Regions from separate parts of the Homo sapiens genome. Here region 2 is linked to region 1. Evidence: chromatin loops called from intact Hi-C (ENCODE). Cell type or tissue: endothelial cell of umbilical vein. All regions are shown on one strand. Links, peaks and the distances in the headings refer to the core of each region. The heading gives the core; the rest is flanking DNA. Region 1 has its middle 10 kb from the start of ANKRD1. Region 2 has its middle 6.4 kb from the start of FGFBP3-AS1.

What was found. Peaks named below come from ENCODE experiments on the same cell type or tissue, not always from the same donor. Only the 100,000 strongest peaks of a DNase experiment are listed, where the experiment ranks them.
Region 2: a loop joins it to region 1, with 6 times the contacts of the local background. A loop is called at or near these places in 1 of 110 quality-filtered maps.

What each region holds. Positions count from the first base shown.
Region 1 is chr10:90,928,627-90,934,006 of GRCh38, reverse strand. No RefSeq gene overlaps it. Among named protein-coding and RNA genes, the nearest start is that of ANKRD1, 10 kb to the right of the region's middle. RefSeq lists an enhancer at 3,090-3,743. In endothelial cell of umbilical vein, for the core only: no CTCF peak of the experiment used is centred there; DNase peaks (open chromatin) are centred at 2,576 and 3,476; H3K27ac peaks cover 4,896 bases.
Region 2 is chr10:91,899,028-91,904,407 of GRCh38, reverse strand. No RefSeq gene overlaps it. Among named protein-coding and RNA genes, the nearest start is that of FGFBP3-AS1, 6.4 kb to the left of the region's middle. In endothelial cell of umbilical vein, for the core only: no CTCF peak of the experiment used is centred there; a DNase peak (open chromatin) is centred at 2,437; H3K27ac peaks cover 1,982 bases.

The DNA of each region.
Region 1 (5,380 bases), core at 97-5,096:
GCAGGGACTACAGGCATGCACCACCATACTCAGCTAATATTTTATTTTATCTTACTTTTTGTAGAGATGAGGTTTCACCATGTTGCCCAAGTTGGTCTTGAACTTCTGGCCTCAAAGGATCCTCCAGCTCAACTACCCAAAGCTCCAAGACTACAGGTGTAAGCCACTGTGCCTGGCCAGCACCTTACTTTTGCTAGAAATTTTATCTTACCTGTGAGAAGCTGTAAGCTGTATCCTCACTGTCTTGCCTAAAACGTGGTAGATATGAGTTGAAATGAAGTAACTGGTTTTATTTCTGTCTGCGTTTCCATTTCTGTCAGGAAAGGGTTCAATTTTTGGCATAAATTCCTTTCCTGGATTTATGCCCACAGTCCTGGAAGAGTTTAGCTATCAATCCCCCAAAATTTGATTGATTTGTCATTTTCTGATGCTGGAATGGGTTTGTTAGAGGAAATTTATGGACACGTTACCCTAACTGGCAAGAGCCTTGAGTGTGGAGGATTTCCTGAAGAGACACTCCAAGAACCTTCTGTGGCTTTTTGTTTTTCCTTTGGATGTGGTATGATTTTTATGGTCTATTTGTTATAATGCTTCCCTGACGTAAAATACTCATACAGCATAAATAACCTCTCCCTGAAATACTTAGAAACTTTCCAATCTGGAAGTCTGAGCTTAAGCTCCCTGCTTTAAATACACTACAGACAAATTATCCACTGGAAGAGACAGCAAGTTCCTATCAGGCCAAAACAGTACTTTTTACTATATTTACCCATTCTTAGGATGCCTAAGTACACAGACTTGGTGTTTATATATTTCGATGCTATGTTGTTTATTGCACAAAAATTAATTATTAGTATAACTTCTTGTTGGATTATGTCTTTCAGTCTTCTTTGTCCCATTTAGTGCTTTTTGCTTTGAATTTGATTTTGTCTGGCACTGATACTGTCCCTTCTGCATATTTTGGTAGCATTTACATGGTGTCCCTTTGTCTATCCCTTTATTTTCAACCGTCCAGTGTCATCCTGGTATATCTCTTATAAATGGCATAGACTTTTATTGTTTGTATTGTTTTACATCATATAAGAGTATCTTTCTAAGAAAATTCATTTTTCTTTCATTTTTAGGGTTCCAGTTCCTCCCCCCAAAAAATTTACTATCTTAACCATTTTAAGAGTATATTTCAATTGTATTAAATGCATTCATAGTGTGCATCCACCACCATTATCCATGTCCATAACTCTTTTCACTTTGTAAAACTGAAATTCTAAACTCTTATAACTTTCTATTTCCCCCTCCCTCCGGCTCCTGGCAATCATCACTCTACTTTCTGTCTCTATGATTTCGAATGCTCTAAGTACCTCATGTAAGTGGAATCATACAGTATTTGTCTTTTTGGTTTATTTCACTTAGCATAATGCCCTCAAGGTTCATCCATGTAGTAGCATATGTCAGCATTTCCTTCCTTTTTAAGGCTGAATAATATTCTATTGTGTGTAAATACCACATTTTGCTTGTTCATTCATCTGTCAATGAACACTTGGGTTTCTTCCATACTTTGGCTATTGTGAATAATGGTGCTATGAATATGGGTGTGCAAATATCTGTTCAAGACTCTGCTTTCAATTCTTTTGGGTATACACCCAGAAGCGGAATTGTTGGATTTTAAGAATATCTGTCTCTTTCTTTCTTTCTCTCTTTCTCTTTTTCTTTCTTTTTAAAGATGGAGTCTCGCACTGTTGCCCAGGAGGGAATGCAGTGGTGCGATCTCGACTCACTGCAAGCTCCACCTCCCGGATTCACGCCATTCTTCTGCCTCAGCCTCTCGAGTAGCTGGGGCTACAGGCACCTGCCACCACGCCCGGCTATTTTTTTGTATTTTTAGTAGAGTTGGGGTTTCACCGTGTTAGCCAGGATGGTCTCGATCTCTTGATCTTGTGATTCACCTGCCTCAGCCTCCCAAAGTGCTGGCATTACAGGCGTGAGCCGCCGCACCCGGCCATTATCTGTCTTTCAAAAGAGGCATTTAACTCATTCATATTTATTGATTTGGGTATATTCTGGCCACTTTCATATTTTATACTTATTTATTTACTGACATGTTCAGCAAATATTTTCTCCACATTTTTGTTGTTTCTCTGATGCAGGGTCTTTGAAAATTACAGATGAGTTGTGGTTGTAACCATGGTGATGAGGAATAACAGAAATACAGTTTTTGATGCCATGTCTTGAAAAAAGCATATTTGTCTTGAAGTTAACAGTGTCAGAAGTTGGTAAAGCCTCTTAGTAGTGATTGCCAAAGGGGTCACGCTTAGTTGTAAAGGCATTTAACTGCAACAAAGGTGCTGTGGACTTGGAGTCATTCTGGACTTTGAATTGGCAACCCTCACCCCCCAAGATACACACACATACATGCACACACACACACTTGCTATGAGACCTTGACTATTTAACCTCCACACTCACTGGTTTCCTCATTTGTATAAATGCCAGAGTGACTGAGGGGATTAACTGGAGCAACATGGGAAAGCACTCTCCACAATTCTAGGCTTATTGCAGTGTCTTAACAATGTCTGCATAAAAATAACACATCTCTCTTGGTTTGTGGTTTGTTTCCTTTTCAGAACTGGGGTCTGGTTGGTATGCAGGAAAAGAAGGCATGTGAGCTATGTTATCTGCTTGTCATCACAAGAGTAACAAAGTGGCAGGCCATGGATTGAAACACATCCGGAGCATTGGGGTGGGCCTTGGAATTCCACAGTGAAGACTCCTAGATAAGGAAATGCCAAGGGTGGGGGCTGCTGAAAGCACTGGCTTCCGCTGGGCAGCCACAAGGTTCTTTTGGGAAGGCGGATGAGGAGGGAATGTGGCTTCCAGAGCCACCAAATAAGGAAGGACATCATCTTTCTCCACTTCATCCAAGTGTGAATGTCAGCAACCAGAGTCACTTACTCCACGCCTTCTCACTACCCACTAAATGTGATATTGGAAGGACCTAGGACAAGCGCTGAGCAAAGTGGCACAGTCAGGAAATTCTTATGGACAAATCAAACATTCCTTTAATTTTTCAATATGATTTCTAACCTCTATTTTTTTTCCTTTTCCTTCTTTTACCATACAGAACTTATCTGGAAAAGAGGACAGCTGTCTTTTGAAGGCAGGAGTTGCTTTAAACATCCCCAAGCTCTTGTAATCACAGCCCCGCCGCCCCTGCCCAGTGAGATTTGTCCAGGGTGGTGGGTCTGATCTGTAACTAACCCAAACTGATTCCCTGGGGAGCCATTCAGTTGTGCCTCCAGAAGTCATTTCCTTGCCAAACATTCCTTTTCAGGGAGAGGACCTTTTCATCCCCTGGTAAACAATCCCCAGCCTGCACAGAGCAGAGAAGGGTGCCTGTCCCTCTCCTCATTCTCCACTTAGTCCTGAGCTGATTCCAACCCCAGAGGCGTCAGTCTGCTCTATAAATTCCTTTGTGAAACCTGAGAGCCTTGGCTCTGAAGGAGAGCAAAGATCTTGGAGGGGTTACAGTTCCCCTCCTCCCTAAAAGATCTGCTTGTGTTGGCAGCAAAAGAGTATGTTTTTGCAAACAGGCTCTTCCCTTTCTTATGAGAATTCAGTTTAGAAGCACTGCCAGGCTCCTTCTCAGTGGGAATAAGATCACCTCCCTTGCAGGTCTGCACTGGAAAGAGATGACATGCCTGAGGGGATTATTCTAGCTAAAAGACTCTGAGCCTCTTTCTCAACCAGTCACTATTAGAAGGGGCATGGTTGCCAGGAGGCAAGGAGAGCTAACAAGTCCTCAGCCCTGAGGTGCGTAGGCCAGCTCTTTAGTTTCAATCACTGTGGTTTTTAAAATCGGGGGATGGAAGGGAGGAAGGTAGGAGGGAAGGAAGGAAGAGAAGAAAGAAGGGTGAGAGGAAGCAAAGAGGGAGGAAAGAAGAAAAGAGACATTGAAAGAAAGTGAGAAAAGAAAGATAAAAAGAAAAAGAGGAGAAAATAAAGAAACCTTCGGTTCATTGGCCTTCAGCTGGACCATGACCTCGCACACCCACCCTGGTACCCTCCTCCTCCTCCATCAGCCTCCCAGAGCATTTGTGCTTCATTCATATTTTAGCCATTTCTTAATATACATGTTTCCTTAACCCTGGAATTTGGAAATGAGATAATAAATCATCAACTAGTAGAATCTTAGAAAACTCGTCTTTTCAAAAACAGTATATTATTTTGGTGCCATTAAAGAAAATCAAATGAAGAAAGCAGTCAGCTCTTGCCTAATTGTAAGACCTTCAATCTCACCATTTGCATCATAATATTAAGTGGGTTCTAATGGATCTCATAATCCCTGAGGTTTCACATATATTCAAGCTTTCCCTTGTATACATAGGATGGCTGAACCAGTGCGAGCTGACGGATGCCTACATTTTTATACTCTCATCAGAAACATCTCCATGCCATTTCCAGATCGATCGTGGTGGGTGGGGACATGGGTAAGACATTCTGGCTGGGTGAGTCTTCTCTACCTAATCTTCTGCCCAGCTGCCTGCACCAAAAGCAGGTGCAGCTGAGAGGGCACTGTCCACAGGAGCCTTATTCTGTAGCATTCCTGTGGCTCTAGGGAAGCCTCTGAAAAACACTGATGTCAGGGTGGTGTGCCAGCAGACTTGCCCACTTCTTGGCTTCTGTCCCTTCCCTCCCTCTGACCCCATGCTGGGGCCACCTCCTTTTTTGCTTTCCGTTTAAACACGTTTTTACTGAGTGCCTACTATGTGCTGGGGACTGCTCTCAGCACTTGGTCTACATCAGTGGGAGAAACAAACATCTCTTGCTTCGTGAAACTTACGTGCTAGGGTGTCTGTTTTACTAAAATGTTTTATTCATGTTTAAATTTTGAGATATACAGAAAGTTGAATGAATAGTAGAATGAGCACTGTCACCTAGATTCGCTAATTGTTAATATTTTACAGTTGTACTCTCTCTCATCTTTCTCTCTTTCTACACACATGCATACCTCTTTTGCTGAACCATTTGAAAGCATCATAGGTCATTCCTACATACTTCAGAATACATCTCCTAACAATAAGGACATTCTCCTCCATTACCACAAAACCATCATCATGCATAAGAAAATCATCACTCAGTTAATAATATTGTCTAAAATACCTTCCATACTTCTCCAGTTGTCCTCAAAATGTATTTTACAGCTTTTGTGTCTTGAATTACAGGATCCCACCAAGGTTCATGCTCTTTCTTCTCTTTTAATCAAAGAGAGAACAATTCCTCACTTCTTTTTTGTTTTGTTTTTCTAGTCATTTACCTTTTTGAAGAGCCCAAGATAGTTGCCCTGTTGAATGTCCTACATTCTGAATTTGTCTGAAATTGGATT
Region 2 (5,380 bases), core at 80-5,079, 970 kb before region 1:
CGAGACCAGCCTGACCAACATGGTGAAACCCCATCTCTACTAAAAATACAAAAATTAGCCAGGCATGGTGGCACGTGCCCGTAATCCCAGCTACTCAGGAGGCTGAGCCAGGAGAATAGCTTGAACTGGGGAGGCGGAGGTTGCAGTGAACCAAGATGGCACCACTACACTCCAGCCTGGGCAACAGAGGAGACTTCGTCTCAAAAAAAAAAAAAAAAGAAAAGAAAAGAAAATAGAATATAAAATGTCGGGCCGGGTGCGGTGGCTCACACCTGTAATCCCAGCCTTTGGGAAGCTGAGGCAGGCGGATCTCTTGAGGACAAGAGTTTGAGACCAGCCTGGCCAACAAGGTGAAACCCTGTCTGTACTTAAAATATAAAAATTCGCCTGTAATCCCAGCACTTTGGGAGGCTGAGGCAGGCGAATCACCTGAGGTCAGAAGTTCTAAACCAGCGTGACCAACATGGAGAAACCCCAACTTTACCAAAAATACAAAATTAGCTGGGCATGGTGGTGTATGCCTGTAATCCCAGCTACTCGGGAGGCTGAGGCAGGAGAATCACTTGAACCTGGGAGGCAGAGGTTGTGGTGAGCCAAGATCACGCCATTGCATTCCAGCCTGGGCAACAGAGCGAGACTGCAACAACAACAACAAAAAAAGTGGCCGGGCACGGTGGCTCATGGCTCACGCCTGTAATCCCACCACTTTGGGAGGCCGAGACGGGCAGATCACCTGAGCTCAGGAGTTTGAGACCAGCCTGGCCAAGTGGTGAAATCCCGTCTCTACCAAAAATATAAAAATTAGCTGGGCGTGGTGATGGGGGCTTGTAGTCCCAGCTACTCAGGAGGCTGAGGCAGGAGAATCACTTGAACTGGGGAGGTGGAGGTTGCAGTGAGCTGAGATAGTGCCACTGCACTCCAGCCTGGGCGACAAGAGTGAAACTCCGTTTCAAAAAAAAAAAAAAAAAAAAGAATATAAAATGTTGGCCTGGCACGGTGGCTCATGTCTGTAATTCCAGCACTTTGGAAGGCCAGGGCGGGCAGATCGCTTGAGCCCGGGAATTCGAGACCAGCCTAGACAACACGGCAAAACCCTGTATCTACAAAAAATTTAAGAAAAAAAAAAAAAAAAACTTTTGCCAGGCGCGGTGGCTCACGCCTGTAATCCCAGCACTTTGGGAGGCCGAGGCTGGCGGATCACGAGGTCAGGAGATCGAGACCATCCTGGCTAACACGGTGAAACCCCATCTCTACTAACAATACAAAAAATTAGCCAGGCTTGGTGGCGGGCGCCTGTAGTCCCAGTTTCTCAGGAGGCTGAGGCAGGAGAATGGCATGAACCTGGGAGGCGGAGCTTGCAGTGAGCCGAGATCACGCCACTGTGCTCCAGCCTGGGTGAAAGAGCAAGACTCCGTCTCAAAAAGAAAAAAAAAAGGAAAAAAAAACACTTTTGCACTAAAGGAACATAGGACATATCAAAATTTGTCTATTGTAGCTAAAGCATTACTTAGAGATAAATATAGAGCATTAAATGCACATATTAGAGAAGGTAGTGGCAGAGCTAGAACAGAAGCCAGCTCTCCCCAGGCTTTCTACGATACAGCATTGCAGGCGTTTCAGGATGAGAGTTTCTTCACGGCTCTTGGTGGTAAACTGCCAGTTATTCACCCCAAATCTAGTCTCACCTTTTTTTCCCTGAGTGCATGCCACCTAGCCAGATACATTTTCTAGCCTTTCTTGCAGAGAGGTGTGATAAAAATGACCAAATTTTTTCCAAATGCAACTTCAATTTCAATGTGCTTTAAAAGATATTGCTTGCCTTGAACTTTCCTTTCTCCTCTCTAAGAGGTGGGACTTAGATGCTCTTGCAATTCAACTTTAACCATGCAGAGGAATACATTACCCTAGAGGATGACAGTGTAACAAGATGGAAGGAATCTGAGTTCCTGAACAACCTGGTGGAAAACTGCCTCACCACTCTGCATAGGCTAGACCTTTATATGAGAGAAAAACAAAATGTACAATAAATACTCATTATTTGTGGATTCTGTATTTGTGATTTTCCCTACTTGCTAAAATTTATTGGTAACTCCAAAAGCAATACTCATTGTGCCTTTGCAATCATTGGTGGATACACACCTGCAGAGAGTGGTGAAAAATTTGTCATCCAACATGCTTGTTCCCAGCTGAGGTCAAAGAAGGCATCACTCTGCCTTTTTGCTTCAGTTCTAATACTGTAAATAAGTCTCTTTATCATGGTTTATTTAGAGCCACATTTTTTGCACTTTTGTGCTCTTTGTTAGTAATTTCTCAGTTTAAAATGGCCCCCAAACACAGTGCTAAAGTGTTATCTTGTGTTCCTAAGCACAGGAAACTGTGATGTGCTTTAAAGAGAAAATACATGTGTTGCTAAACTTCCTTCAGGCATGAGTCACAGGCATGAGTCACAGTGTTCAACGTTAACGAGTCAACAGTATATATTAAGTAAGGTGTCCTTAAACAGAAAAACCCATAAAACAAATTGTGATTGAATGGTTGATGAAAAATGTTGTGACCAAAGGCTCATAGGAACCTAATCTTCTATATTCCCCAGGAGCAGTGGTTCTGTATTTGCTAAGTCAGTGTTCACACTGACTTTACAGAACATCACTACTGCAAATAGTGAGATTCAACTGTATTTCTTATTTAAGCCCCTGTATTCTGAGATTATCATTTACCTTAACTAATATAAGATTCTAGTGCAGTTCCTGTTAGTCAAAAATACTGTATTTATTGATTCTAAGGTATACTTTGTATCATCAGTGTCCCCATACTGCACACTCAGAAGGGGGTAACTGGAGTTTAATGAAGAAACTATTTACAAGAGTATAGAATAAGGGACTGTACTGGGGTGAATAGGCCTCCAAAGATCCACATCCTTCTCAGAACCCCAAAATGTGACCTTATATTGAAATAGGGTCTTTGTAATTAATTAAGATCAGGTCATACTAAAGCAGGGTAAGCCCCAAATCCATTTTTGACTGGAGTCCTTATAAGAAGAGAAAAGACACAGAGGGGGAAGGCCACGTGAAGAAGGAGGCAGATACTGCAATTATGTATCTACAAGCTGATTAATGCCACAAATTGCCAGCAACCACCAGGACCAGAATAGTCTTAGGAAGGAGTCTTCCCTAGTCTTCATGCAGAGAGAGCATGGCCTTGCTGGCAGCTTGATTCCAGGCTTCTAACCTCCAGAACTGTGAGAGGATAAATTTCCCTTGGTTTAAGCCATGTGGATTGTGGTACTTTGTTAAGGCAGCCCTAGGAAACTAATTCAGGGGCTAATAAGTCACAGTGGGACACCTCGGACTGTAATAGGGAGATGATATTATCAGCCCTGGACCCAAAGCGGGAAGGGCAGGAGTGGCTTCCAGAACCCAGAGAAAGAGAGAGAGATCAAACTCAGAACTGTGGGGGAAAGGGTCTCTCAACAGGAACTATAGTCTTAGGTACCTAAAATGTAACCATTGTCAAAACCTTGGTCTATAGGGAGGGACCCAAGAGAATAAATACCTTAAGCTCTCTCTCCAGCTACCCTCCGACCTTCTGTTTCCCCTTTCCATGGACTGAACCTGATTAGAAGCCAGAGACAAGGGCATCTGGGTGCTACAGTGCTTAGTGGTCAACCTTCTGGGCCCAGAGCAGGGTAGATGGAGAAGGGTGGAGAGTGCATCTGTAGGAACAAAGACTATTCGGCACATGTTTTCTCCCTCACATTTACATCTGAGGTCATCTTATAATCAATGGCATGTCATCGTTTAATTGGTAGTATCTTTGTTTTTTGTTTTGATACAGAGTCTCACTTGCTCACCCAGGCTGGAGTGCAATGGCGCAATCTCGACTCACTGCAACCTCGGCCTCCCGGGTTCAAGCGATTCTTGTGCCTTAGCCTCCCAAGTAGCTGGGACTTCAGGCATACGCCACCATGCTCGGTTAATTTTTGTATTTTTAGGAGAGATGGGATTTTGCCATGTTGGCCAGGCTGGTCTTAAACTCCTGACCTCAAGTGATCTGCCTGCCTTGGCCTCCCAAAGTGCTGGGATTACAGGTGTGAGCCACCACACTCGGCCAATATCTTTTTACTTCTTAGTGCTACATTAAAAATGGCATGTATTATAACTGATAGAGTCTCAGGCTCAATAAAATACATTAATAAAAGTAATGTTGGTTATTCAGGATTGACAGAAATATAGACATATGAGACCCTGTTCTTTGTGTCCTGTCCAGGGAAGGGAACAGGAGTAATAAGTGAAGAATATTAACAGTGCAACTCAGATGACAAATGAATACTTTACAACTGAGTATGTACAGGTTTGGCTGATCTGTTGAGGACTGGACCAGAGGGTGTGCCCATGGCCCATAGCATGAATATGACACTGGACCAGTATCACTGCTGCTCATTTCTGGTCAGACTATAGCATTATGTCCCATTCTAGGGCAAAGAGAAATATAGAAACTCTGAAGAGTATTCATAGGAAAGCCACAAAGATGTAATGTCTTTGAGGAAAGGTATATCGCAGTGGGCCCTCTAGGAATCAGCTGGCAGGAGGTACAGGGGGAAATGAATGTAGGGGGGAAAGGGAAGAGGGAGAGAACCTGAGTCAGGTGCAGGGCAAGTAGGAGGAAGGAGGATAGGGTAGGAAGAAACTTAGCTCTGTGCAGCTCAGAAAATCTCAGCTGTGCTAGTGGGGACACCCAGAACAGAGACTGCTCATTGGAGGAGGCTCACATTGGACAGGCCTCATTGGACAGGAATGACCTGGTTCTAGATCTCCCATGAGCACAGTCATTGGCTGGGAGTGTCCCAAAGAGACTATGCTCTTGGTGAGAATACTGTGGTGGATTCTGAAGTTGCTGCTGCCGGACATGGTCAGCTAGCTACACTCCTCACAGAGGCACTCGCTCAAAGGGAGATTTGAGCAGTGTACTCCCCAGCGCACTCCCCATAGCTACCACAAATTATTAAAAACAGACTAAAGCTTTGGTTTGGCTGGGGCATTATTTGGGTGTTTTTTCCTCCCATTATCATAAAAATGATTATAGGCAAATTCTACTAAGAGTATGCGTGATGGAGACCAACATGCCTGAGTTCAAATCTTGGTATTACCACTACCCAGCTCTGTGACCTTGGACAATTCATTTCATCTTTTTGAGCCTCAGTTTTCTTATCTGTAACGTAGAGTTGTTGAGAGGATTAAAAGAGATGCTCATGTAAAGCTCAATGTCTGGCATGTTGTAAGCATGTAATAAATACATCGTTAGGGCTCCAATTTCCTTTAGTATACCAATAAAGACATCTAAAGGTAATTTTCAGTCTTAAAGAGCACATATGCAAAATGGT